Regions from separate parts of the Homo sapiens genome. Here region 2 is linked to region 1. Evidence: chromatin contacts called from ENCODE Hi-C or POLR2A ChIA-PET data. All regions are on one chromosome and are shown on one strand. The core of a region is the stretch at or near the end of the contact, and the rest is flanking DNA. Distances in the headings are between cores, read along the strand shown. Region 1 has its middle 30 kb from the start of LRRC75A. Region 2 has its middle 21 kb from the start of ZNF287.

Region 1 (6,312 bases), core at 925-3,424:
AATGCACTCTTGGGTTGCTTCTGCCTTTTGTCTACTGTGAATGATCTTATTATGAATGTGGATATACAAATGTTTCATTGAGACTTTGCTTTCTATTCTTTTGGGTATATACTCAGAAGTGGGAATGCTAGATCATTTGATAATTCTATTTTTAATTTTTTGAAGAGTCTCTGTTTATCTATTTATGAGACAAGATCTTGCTCTGTTGCCCAATGGCTTGATCATAGCTCAATGTAGCCTTAAATTCCCAGGCTCAAGCCTCCTCCTACCTCAGATCCCCAGGTAGCTGGGACTACAGGTGTGTGCCATCACGTCTGACTAATTTTTTATTTTTTGTAAAGATAGGGTCTCACTGTGTTGTCCAAGCTGGTCCTGAACTTCTGGGCTCAAGCAATCCTCCCGCCTTAGCCTCCCAAAGTGCTGGGATTATTGGCTGAGCCACTGTGCCCAGCCCATACTGTTTTTATAGTGGCTGGGCCATATCGCAGTCTTACCAATGGTGCACAAGGGCTTCGATTTCTCCACATCCTCATCAACCCTCGTTTTATGATTTTTGTTTTGTTTTTCAATAATGGCTATCCTAACAGGTATGAGGTGATTTCTCATTGTGGTCTTGATTTGCATTTCCCTGGTGATTAGTGATGTTGAGTACATTTTCATGTGCTTGTTGGCCACTTGTATATCTTCTTCGGAGAAATGTCTGTTAAAGGTCTTTCCTCATTTTTTTTTTTTTTTTTTTTTTTTTGAGAGGAAGTTTGACTCTTGTTGCCCAGGCTGGAGTGCAGTGGCGCGATCTCGGCTCACTGCAAGCTCCGCCTCCCGGGTTCAAGCTATTCCTCTGCCTCAGTCTCCTGAGTACCTGGGACTATAGGCACACACCACCACACTGGGCTTATTTTTTTTGTATTTCAGAGGAGACTGTGTTTCACCCTGCTGGCCAGGATGGTCTTGATCGCCTGACTTCGTGATCTGCCCGCCTCAGCCTCCCAAAGTGCTGGGATTACAGGCGTGAGCCACTGCGCCCGGCCAGGTCTTTCCTCATTTTTAGGTTGGGTTGTTTGTTTTTGTGGCTATCTATTAAATTTTCGATCCAACTTTTGATTCTGCCATTTACAGAGCACTGTATGTCAGGTATTGTGGGAAGCCCTTAACACACACAATCTCATTTTATCCTTACAACAGCCTTGAAACATAGATACAATAAGAATTCACATGTTACAGATGAGGCATCAAAGCACAGACAGGTTAAACTACATGCCCAAGGTCACATAGCTAGTAAGTGTCCGAGAGGGTCATCAGACCAGACCAATCTGATCCTAGTCCGGATCATAATCTAGAAGCCCTCACTGCATCTCACCACTGTGCAGGTTGATAGGGAGGCTGGGGCAGGGTCCTGTAGCAAATCACAAGGGTGTCTTCTCTATAGTCCAGTGTGCTGGGAAGACAACAGGTTGGGAGGTAGGATCCTGGGATCTGCTGATCTCAGTGCTGCTCCGACTGGCTGGGGAGCTTCTGGCACAGTCACCTCGTGGCGCTTGGCCTTAGTGAGAGCATTGAGTCAAGGGATGGGATGATGTTTTGAAAAAATAGTGTGTCAGAAAGGAAGTACTGCTAGGAGTCCCAAGGCTGGTGCATACATCATGCCGGCGTCTTCCCTCATCTCAGAACCCAGAGCCTGTCTCCTGGCTGGGGGCTCACAGAGGGTCCTGGCTGGTAGAAGTCTTGCTTTTGGTGTGTTAAACACCCACAGAGTTGGAGCAGAGAGGATGGGGAGCCTGGTGCTGGCCTCCTTGTTGGGACTGGCCTCTGCTGTACAGGGGTCTTCAGGAGGCAGAGGGATGGGGTGGAGGGGTTATATGGGTATAGAGAGTTGAGGCTTCCAGGCCCCACTTTGCCATACTAACCCATCAGACTGCAGGCAAGTTAAGCTCCAGGACATCTGATCAGCACCAATTCTTTCCCTTCCCTGGTTCCCTCTCCGCTTTGCCCCGTCTCACTCCACATGAGTACAACCCTAATGGCACCTCAGGAGAACACCTGTCTGCCTTGGAGGAGGCTCAGCCTGAATCTGAGCCTGTCTGCTCTCTGAGTCCAAACTAATGTTTAACCAGGAAGTACATTTCTGTTAGGAAGACTCTTCACTAAAGATGTGGACATCGAAGTTCAGGCAGGGCAGAGAGATTTGCCAGACTGGACTGTCCTGCCATCTAGTGGTGGGATAAGAGGATTAGCTAGCGTCCCCTCCAGCTGTGGCTGCCCTGGAGAGAACAGCAATTTTTTTGGAGGGTAAGAGAGGGAAGAGTGGTTTGGTAAATGCACCGTCATTACTTTAAGGCATAATCCATGGCAGTACGCTCTTAGTTGCTTGAGATATCTAACCAACTGTTGGGCAAAAAGCAGCATAAATTTTGGCACCTGCGAGAACACTGTAAGTTTTCTCTAAGGGGTCACCTACAAATGCCATCAGAGGTGGGACTTTGGAAATGTCGAAGTTTGGAACTCATATACTCAGAAGTCACTGGTTCTTGCTAACTTATATTGACACATCACAGTAGAGGTGGATTCTAAAGATTCACTCTAGGCCAGGCACAGTAGTTCACACCTGTAATCCTAGCAGTCTGGGAGGCCAAAGTGGGAGGATAACGTGAGTCCAGGAGTTTGAGACCAGCCTGAGCAACATAGTGACACCTCCTCTGTACTATTAAATAAAATTAGCTTGATGTGGTGGCATGCACCTGTAGTCCCAGCTACTTAGAAGCCTGGGTGCTTGAGCCCAGGAGTTCAAGATTTCAGTGAGCAGTGATTGTGCCACTGCACTCCAGCTGGGGTAACAGTGAGAGACCCTGTCTTAAAAAAAAAAATTAATTCTAGAGATGTGTTTTCTCTGATTTGATTTATTTTGGGAAACAAGTAGCTCTGAAACTAAAAAATAGTTACAGTGAAGACTCTAGAAATTCTGAAAATGATTACTGAAATTGTCCTACTGTTTCCATTTATTGGGAGCTGTATTCCTGAAATTGATGCAATAACGGAGATGTAGTGGAGAAGGGAAGCTGGGAGAAGGGGAAAGAGAAAGAGCTCAGGCTCCTCCAGAAATCATCACCTTCGGCAATAATAATAAAAAGAGTAAGAATGACAACTAACTATCAGTCAGGAGAGGTTAGGTTTTGTTATGACACTATCCCAGATAAACGATGCCGACCGACACTGGTCAAGATGGTGAACACAGGTTTTATTCAGCAATACTATGGCAGCAAGGAAGAGAGACCAGTGTGGATTGAACTCAACTTCTCCAAAACAAAAGGCTGGAGACTTTTAAAGGTGGGGTGTGCTCAGGGAAAGGCACTAAAGGTGTGAATAGGGTTAGGCCATGTCAGGCCACCTGGGTTTGTTGACTGCTGTCTATCTGAAGGACACACACACTTCTCATGTCTTTGTGACGGGGCAGTGGTGCAGGTTGGAGCAAGGTGCCCACAGTTAGGCCCTCAGCCTCCCCTACAGACTAGGAGAGACAGAATTATCTCCCTGAAGCCTTGCATTTTAAAGAGAAGACTCTCAGGTCCTGGAGGAAACAGTTTTGGGTGGTAGTTTTATATCCCAAAGAGCAAAGAAAGGCTTTATAATTGCAAGCTTTCTAAAGTGATGGCTCTACAGGGAGTTGAGGGGTGGTGGTGCAGAGCTCTATCTGCCTATCTCTTGGTATTGGCTGGAACAAACAGTCAATTCTCCTGGCAGCCTTGAGCTTTCTCGGGAAGGCCTTTATTTTAATTTTCAAAAATTTTTTTGAGACAAGGTCTCACTCTGTTACCCAGCCTGAAGTGCAGTGGCATGATCATAGCTCACTGAAGCCTCGACCTCCCGGATTCAAGTGATCCTCCCACCTCAGTCTCCCAAGCAGCTGAGACTAAAGTTGTGCTGTGCATCACCACAGCCATCTGATTAATTAATTTTTTTTTTTTTTTGTAGAGATAGGCTCTCCCTATGTTGCCCAGGCTGGTCTTGAACTCCCGGTCTCAATGGCTCCTCCCACCTCAGCCTCACAAAGTGTTCAGATTAGAGGTGTGAGCCACCATGCCCGGCCATATGCAGGCCTTTAGCTGGGATTAGGGTCATCCTAGAGACAGGGCCTTATGCTTCTAGAAGCCATGCTAGAGTTCAGTTGTCTATTAGTGCAGAAATTAGGATGGAGCCATTATATGCTGGGAGTTCTGCAGTTTTTATTTGTTTCTGGGAAAACTTTAAAAAATTGTTGAAAACATACATATCATAAAATTTATCATTTTAACAATTTTTAAATATACAGTTCAGTGGCATTAAGTGCATTCACATTGTTGGGCAACCAACACCACCCTCCACCTTCAGAATATTTTCATCTTCTCCAGCTGAAACTCTACCCCTCAAATAATAACTCCCCATTCCTCTCTCCTGCCAGCCCCTGGTAAATAACATTTTACTTTCTGTTTTTATAAATTTGATTCCTCTATCTACCTTGTGTAAGTGGAATTATACAATATTTGTCCTTTTGCAACTGGTTTATTGAACTCAGCATTACGTCCTCAAGTTTCATTCTTGTAGCACTTTCTTCAGTAGGCTAAGATTCCACTATATGGGCTGGGCTCACGCCTGTAATCCCAGAACCTTGGGAGGCTGAGGTGGGCGAATTGCCTGTGGTCAGGAGTTTGAGACCAGCCTGGCCAACATGGTGAAACCCCAACTCTATTAAAAATACAAAAATTAGCCAGGTGTGGCGGTGGGCGCCTGTAGCCCCAGCTACTTGGGAGACTGAGGCAGAAGAATTGCTTGAACCCGGGAGGCGGAGGTTGTGATGAGCCGAGATTGTGCCACTGCAAGGAGATATGACAGTTTCAGATTTGACCATGTTGGGATGATTGGGCACCCAAGTGGCTGGTTGTAGAGAACCGATCTCAAGAATGCAGGGAACCCACACAGGAAGATTAGATGATAAAAATGACCAACAAGGTAATCATCAGAGGGACAGTGTTATAAGGAAATACAGACTAGGTAGAATAACAGAGAAGGAAAAGGTAAGGAATTAGGCCAGAAAACAAGCTCTCATCACTCTAAGCTTTGATTAATGGGTCAAAACCCTAATGAGCATCTTGCCTTTCAGTTGCTTTCCCGATTCTTTTGTGCATTGCACACTGCTATAAAACCATTCTTTCTAGAGTACCAATTTCATTCCCAGTCGCAGGGGGTCATGCTTGTAATCCCAGCTACTTGGGAGGCCAAGGCAGGAGGATCGTTTGAGGCCAGGGGTTAGAGACCAGTGTTGGTAACTTAGTGAGACTCTGTGTCTTAAAAAAAAAAAAAAAAAAAAGTGAAAAAAAGATCGCCATGTCTTTAGCTAAAACTTAAAGATTTTTTAGCATAAAAGTACTATATGTTGCATAAAGAAACAGTCATGGCCGGGCACGGTGGCTCACGCCTGTAATCCCAGCATTTTGGGAGGCCAAGGTGAGTGGATCACCTGAGGTTGGGAATTTGAAACCATCCTGGCCAACATGGTGAAACCCCATCTCTACTAAAAAATACAAAAATTAGCCAGGCGTGGTGGCATGCGCCTAGTCCCAGCTACTTGGGAGGCTGAGGCAGGACACTCGCTTGAACCCTAGAGGTGGGGTTGCAGTGAGCCGCAATTACGCCACTGCATTCCAGCCTGGGCGACAGAGCGAGACTCTGTCTCAAAAAAAAAGAAAAAGAAAGAAAGAAAGAGTCATACTACTTGAATAGACATCCCTCCAAGGCATACAAATGGCCAAGAAACACATGAAAAGATGCCCAAAGTTATTAGTCATTAGAGAAAATGCAAATCAAAACCACAATGACAAACCACTTCACGCCCACGAGGATGGCTATAATAATTTTTTTAAAACAGTGCAAAATAACAAGTGTTGGCAAGGTTGTTGAGAAATTGGAACTCTCCTGCATTGCTGGTGAGAATGTAAAATGGTGCAGCCACTGTGGAAATCAGTTTGGCATTTCCCCAGTAAGTTAAGCATAGTTATATGTCCCAGCAATTCTACTTGTAGGTATGTACCCAAGAGAATTGAAAACAGGTATCCAAACTAATTTTTTTTTTTTGAGATAGAATCTCATTCTGTCCACCAGGCTGGAGTACAGTGGCATGATCACTGTTCACTGCAGCCTCGACCTCCTAGTCTTCTTCTTCTTTTTTTTTTTGAGACAGAGTTTCATTCTTGTTGCCCAGGCTGGAGTGCAATGGCGCGATCTCAGCTCGCTACAACCTCCACCTCCCGGGTTCAAGCGATTCTCCTGCCTCAGCCCCCCACG
Region 2 (5,425 bases), core at 1,148-3,647, 68 kb after region 1:
TGACTTGTCCTCTAATCTCTAATCTCAGATAATGGCTCCACTAGTACCCAGTCATGAATCTGACACGGCCTCTCAAAACCACTGTCAAGCATAGCTGTGATCTCTACACGGAGCTCCACAATCGCCATTCACTTCCACACCAATACCCAGACAGTATTCCCACCCCACACTCACACTGCTCAGTGCCAGTTTAAATGTCAGTTCCTCAGATGATACAATAGTTGGCATTTAAAAAACCAAACCAAACGATAATGTTTCAATGTCCAAAACTGATGAACACATTTTGCTTAGTTCTTTCCTAAATGTGGAAGTGGATCTGATATATAATTATTTTCTCCCTCTGCTTCCCAACATGTTCTAATACATAATTTTTAGCGATACCAGTCATAATGGGGGTCCCACAAAAGAAGTTTTTGTAAGCTGAAATTAATTGACAGCTATTTAAGACTGTCACTGTGTCATGAGGAATTGTTGGACATGTTCAAATGAAAATGAGATAAGCTAAGAAGTATATTTTTAAAATGTTATTGATATGTTTGCTTTCATTAAAGCCAGGAAGGCAAATGTATTAAAACTTTCCTTTGGTATAAACTATTTAAAGTTAAAATGATGTGAGTTTTTTTTTCATTTTTAAAATAGATCAGTTTTATTCTGCTAGTTCCATAAAAACAATGTAAACACAAGCGTTCTGTACATCTTGCTGGTGAATTCACATAATGCTTAGTTCCCTGATCCTTTGACCTCCTCGTCTTCTCCAGTTATTTTCTGTCTGGACCACTGGCCTCAGGAGTGGAGTGGGGTTGGGGCTTAGGAGAGAGCAATGTGGCTTTTTGGTATGACTTGTTTTATTGCTTGCCCTCTCAGCACACTCCTGTTTCTCCTAACACAAAGTCTGAGATTTAAGCCCTTAAACCTGTAGGTTTCACCGTCAGCTTTTTCTTTTTCTTTCTTTTTTCTTTTTTTTTTTGCATAGGCATTACTAGGGACGTGAATGGGAGACTGGTATAGAAAGTGGTGAGGAGCCGAAGCCAAGAAATTGCTTTAAACACAAGATGAAAATGCTCTGTTCTGTCCACACAAAGAATCACCTAATACTGGTGTGAGGCACCTCACTTAGCTGTGGAGAAGTCCCTGGAATTAGATCTCAGAAAGACAGTTCCAGCTTTAAGACAGTAAAACCTTTTGGCAATGGGCTAATTGCCTTAAAGGAAAGAAGGGTTCTACTTGAAAGAACTTGCAGGTGGAGAAATTGTCCTACAAAGATTCTTGGAAATGTTAATGGAGATAACTGACATAGGTAGCTGTGGGCCAACCAGGAGCTGTCAACAGCCTGATCTCAGCAAAACCAGGACGGCCAGTTAATAGTTCCTTCAGTTCTCTGATGGTCACAAATGTAATTTTATTTCATTTCGCCTTGTGGAGGTTCTGCAACAAATGTAATTTTAAAGGAATTGGGAGCCAGAAAGATAAATGCAACTCCTTCAACTATGTGACAGGGCAGACTGGTGAATCTGGGTTCCCAGAGTGTGGAGCAAGTGCCCTGCATCAGAGGACGGCCCAGGGGAAACGTGCATGATGCCGAACCCCACAGGACAGAATTACTTCAATCGCCTGGTCCTGACTACTACAAGGAGGAAGTCTCAGTGTCTCAGTTTGCATCTACGCTCAGATTTCTTTTTCTTTTGGAGACAGAGTCTCCCTCTGTCGCTCAGGCTGGAGTGCAGTGGTGTGATCTTGGCTCACTGCTACCTCCACCTCCTGGGTTCAAGCAATTGTGCCTCAGCCTCCCCTGTAGCTGGGACTACAGGCGTGCGCCACCACGCCCGGCTTATTTTTGAATTTATAGTAGAGACGGGGTTTCATCATGTTGGCCAGGAATGATGCGAGTTTTAATACACTCACTTTACAGTTTCTTATGTTTTTAAACTACTTTCACGTTGTAGCAAAAACGAACCTTAAAGGCTTCACAGAGGCCGGTCCACGGGAGGGGAGCGCCGGTCTCCCGGTCCCGCCGGGCTCACAGGGACGGAGCGGCCTGGGATTCCGCCCACCCCCTTCCCGCCGTCAGCGATTCCTCCTCCTCGGAGGGTCTGGGGACTTCTCCCAGAAGCCGCCACCTCGCGCCAGGACACCGGGAGTTCCGCCGCTCCCTGCGAGAGGGAACTGGCCAGAGGCCCTGCGGGGCACCGCGCGCGAGTGAGGCAGAAACCCAGGCACCATGCAGAAAGCCCCGAAAAATGTCCCTGGAGAAGCCGGGGAACAGCTCCCTCCACAGCCGTCAGGGCCCGCACAGGCTGTTTCCTCACGGAGGACTCGGCCCCAGGTTGTCACGAAGCCGCGACCGCGCCTCCCCGGGGTCCTCAAGGAACGCAGCGCTCTGCCTCACTGCAGACAAGGCAGTCCGCAGGCGGAACACGCATGCGCGCCGGCAAGTCAGCCAGGGCGGGTTCGCGCGCCCTCTTGCGGCCCTCTAGGTGCAGTGCAGGGAGCTTTGCGTTTTAGGGACTTGGGCTCCCTCCGGCCATCCTCTATTGCTTTTTGGTATTTTCAGTAGAGACGCGGTTTCGCCATGTTGGCCAGGCTGGTTTGGAAGTCCTGACCTCAGGTGATCCACCCGCCTCGGCCTCCCAAAGTGCTGGAATTACAGGCGTGAGCCACTATGCCTGGCCCTGGCCATCCTCTTTAACTACTGAACTTCAGATTATTCAAAGCCGTTACACTCCACCCAACAGCTTCAGAATATCCTCTAGTATTCTCTAACACGCATGGAACAGTCTCCAGATTAGACCACAAATTAGGTCACAAAGCTAGTCTCAATCAATTTTAAAAGACTGAAGTAATACAATATTTTCTATAACCACAATATAAGGAAACATTAACAGAAGGAAAACTGGAACATTCACAAATACGTGAGAATTAAACAACACACTCTTAAACAACCAATGGTCAAAGAAAAAATAACATGGGAAATTGGAAAATACGATGAGACAAATGAAAATGAAGCACAACATACCAAAACTATGACAATCAGTGAAAGCAGTTTCAAAGGGAAAATTTTACGAGTAAACATTTACCTTTAAAAAACAAAGATATCAGATAAATAACCTAACTTTACACCTTAAGGAGCTGGATAAAGAAGAGAAAACAAAACCCAAAGTTAGGAGAAGGAAGATGCTATAGTTTAAATGTGTCCTCCAATGTCCATGTGTTGGAAACTTAATCTCCAATGTAACAGGGGTAAGAGGTAAGACTTTTAAGAGGTGATTAGGCCATGAGGACTCTGTCCTCATGAGTGGATTAATGCCATTATTAAGGGAGTGTGTTCCTTTCAAAAGGACAAGTTCAGCACTCTCTTGCTCTCTCTTCCCTTTTCTTGGCCCTTCTGCTTTCTCCCATGGGATAACATAGCAAGAAGGCCCTCACAAGATGCTGGCACCTTGATCTTGGACTTCCCAGCCTCCAGAACTGTAAGAAAATAAATTTCTGATTTTTGAAAAATAAATTATGTGGCCTGTGGTATTTTGTTGTAGAAGCACAAATGGACTAAGACAGAAGGAAATAATAAAGATTAGAGCATAGTTAAACAAAATAGAGGATAGAAAAATAGGGAAAAAATCAACAAAACCCAAAGTTGGTCCTTTGAAAAGGTCAAGAAAATTGACAAAACTTCAGGTAGAGTAAGAAGAGAAAGATTATTAAAACACTGTTATTTTATTATTTTTCCTAATTATTTAACAATATTTAACAGTAATATAATAAAATTATTGCAATATGAAAATTTATATAAAACTAAAACATTAAATCAGAAATAAAAGTGGGGACGTGACTATTGATTTTGAAGAAATACACAGAATTATAAGAGAATATTAAATCAATTGTATCCCAACAAAGTAGGTAATCTAGATGAAATGGATACATTTTGAGACAGAGTCTCACACTGTCATCAGGCTGGAGTGCAGTGGCACGATCTTGGCTCACTGCAACCTCTGCCTCTGCCTCCCGGGTTCAAGCGTTTCTCCTGCCTCAGCCTCCTGAGTAGTTGGGACAACAGGCGTGCACCACCACTCCCAGCTAATTTTTGTATTTCTAGTAGAGACGGGGTTTCACCATGTTGGCCAGGATGGTCTCAATCTCTTGACCTCATGATCCACCCTCCTCGGCCTCCCAAGGATAAATTCTTAGAAGCACTCAGACTTCCAAAACAGATTGAAGAAGAAATGGAGAATCTAAGGATATCTTTTTTTTTTTTTTTTTTTTGAGACAGAGTCTCACTCTGTCACCCAGGCTTGAGTGCAGTGGCACGATCTTGGCTCACTGCAATCTTGGCCTCTCAGGTTCAAGCAATTCTCCTGCCTCAGCCTCCTGAGTAGCTGAAATTACAGGTGTGTGCCACCACACCTGGCTAATTTTTGTATTTTTAGTAGAGATGGGGTTTCACCATGTTGGTCAGACTGGTCTTGAACTCCTGACCTCGTGATCCGCCCGCCTCGGCCTCCCAAAGTCGTGGGATTACAGGCGTGAGCCACTGCGCCCGGCCAGGATATCTTTTTAAATAAATAGAATGAATCAGAAACCTTTTAACAACAAAAAGGGCCAGGGCCAAATGGCTTCACTGGCAATTTCTACAAAACATTTGCAGAAGAATTAACACCAATCCATCTCAAACTCTAACCATCTGTCCTACACCCCAAAATAGAAGATAACCGATCCTAACCCTTTCTATGAGGACAGCATTACCCTAGTATTTGTGAAAAAGACTTCATAAGAAGAGAAAACCAATACAATGTTTTCTCAGTACAAACCAATATCTTTTATGCATACAGATAGAAAAAATCATCAAAATACTACCAAATTGAATTCAGCAGTATATTAAAAGAATTACACACTATGATTAGTTCAATTTATTCCAGATACACAAATTGATTCCACATACAAAATCAATTACTGCTGTATCCCACATTAATAGAATGAGGGGAAAAATCTCACAAGATTATTGCAATTCATACAAAACAAATATTTGACAAAATTCAATACCCTGTCATGATAAAAACAACACTCAATAAATTAGGATTAGAAGGGAGCTGCCTCAGCCTGAAAAACCCATAGCTAACATCACCCTCAGTGGTGAGTGCGTGTGATGAAATCTTTCTTCCTAAGATCATGGATGTCCTGTCTTCTCACCACTTCTATTCAACATCGTAAGGAAAGTTCTGGCTACAGCTTACACAGTAAATAGAAATAATAGGCATCCACATTGGAAAAAGAGTAAAACTATTTCTTTCACAGATGACATCTAGTATATTGAAAATTTTAAAGAATATAGACACATGTGCACACACACACAATTAGTGAGCATCAGTGAATTCCACAAAGCTTCAGGATACAAGATCAACAAACAATTGGTTTTATTTCTATACACTAACAA

The links. A loop is a pair of places that touch in the nucleus more often than their neighbours do. ChIA-PET counts read pairs that join two places held with the same protein, here RNA polymerase II (POLR2A). Pooled maps may share reads with other maps.
Region 2: a loop to region 1 is called in a pooled map, with 3 times the contacts of the local background. The contact joins two enhancer-like sites. A Hi-C loop is called at or near these places in 65 of 168 maps with a recorded cell type or tissue (A673, B cell, CD14-positive monocyte and 39 more), 37 of 37 single-sample maps with no recorded cell type and 45 of 50 pooled maps. POLR2A ChIA-PET finds 5 or more read pairs at or near these places in 32 of 52 experiments (AG04450, B cell, BJ and 23 more).

What each region holds. Positions count from the first base shown.
Region 1 is chr17:16,519,242-16,525,553 of GRCh38, forward strand. No RefSeq gene overlaps it. Among named protein-coding and RNA genes, the nearest start is that of LRRC75A, 30 kb to the left of the region's middle. RefSeq lists an enhancer at 2,051-2,100. Within about 2 kb of position 2,175, at least 3 of the 41 ENCODE cell types and tissues checked have a DNase peak (open chromatin) inside an H3K27ac peak, as active enhancers do; they include adrenal gland, where a contact is called at or near this core.
Region 2 is chr17:16,587,059-16,592,483 of GRCh38, forward strand. No RefSeq gene overlaps it. Among named protein-coding and RNA genes, the nearest start is that of ZNF287, 21 kb to the left of the region's middle. RefSeq lists an enhancer at 2,082-2,151. Within about 2 kb of position 2,398, at least 18 of the 41 ENCODE cell types and tissues checked have a DNase peak (open chromatin) inside an H3K27ac peak, as active enhancers do; they include adrenal gland, where a contact is called at or near this core.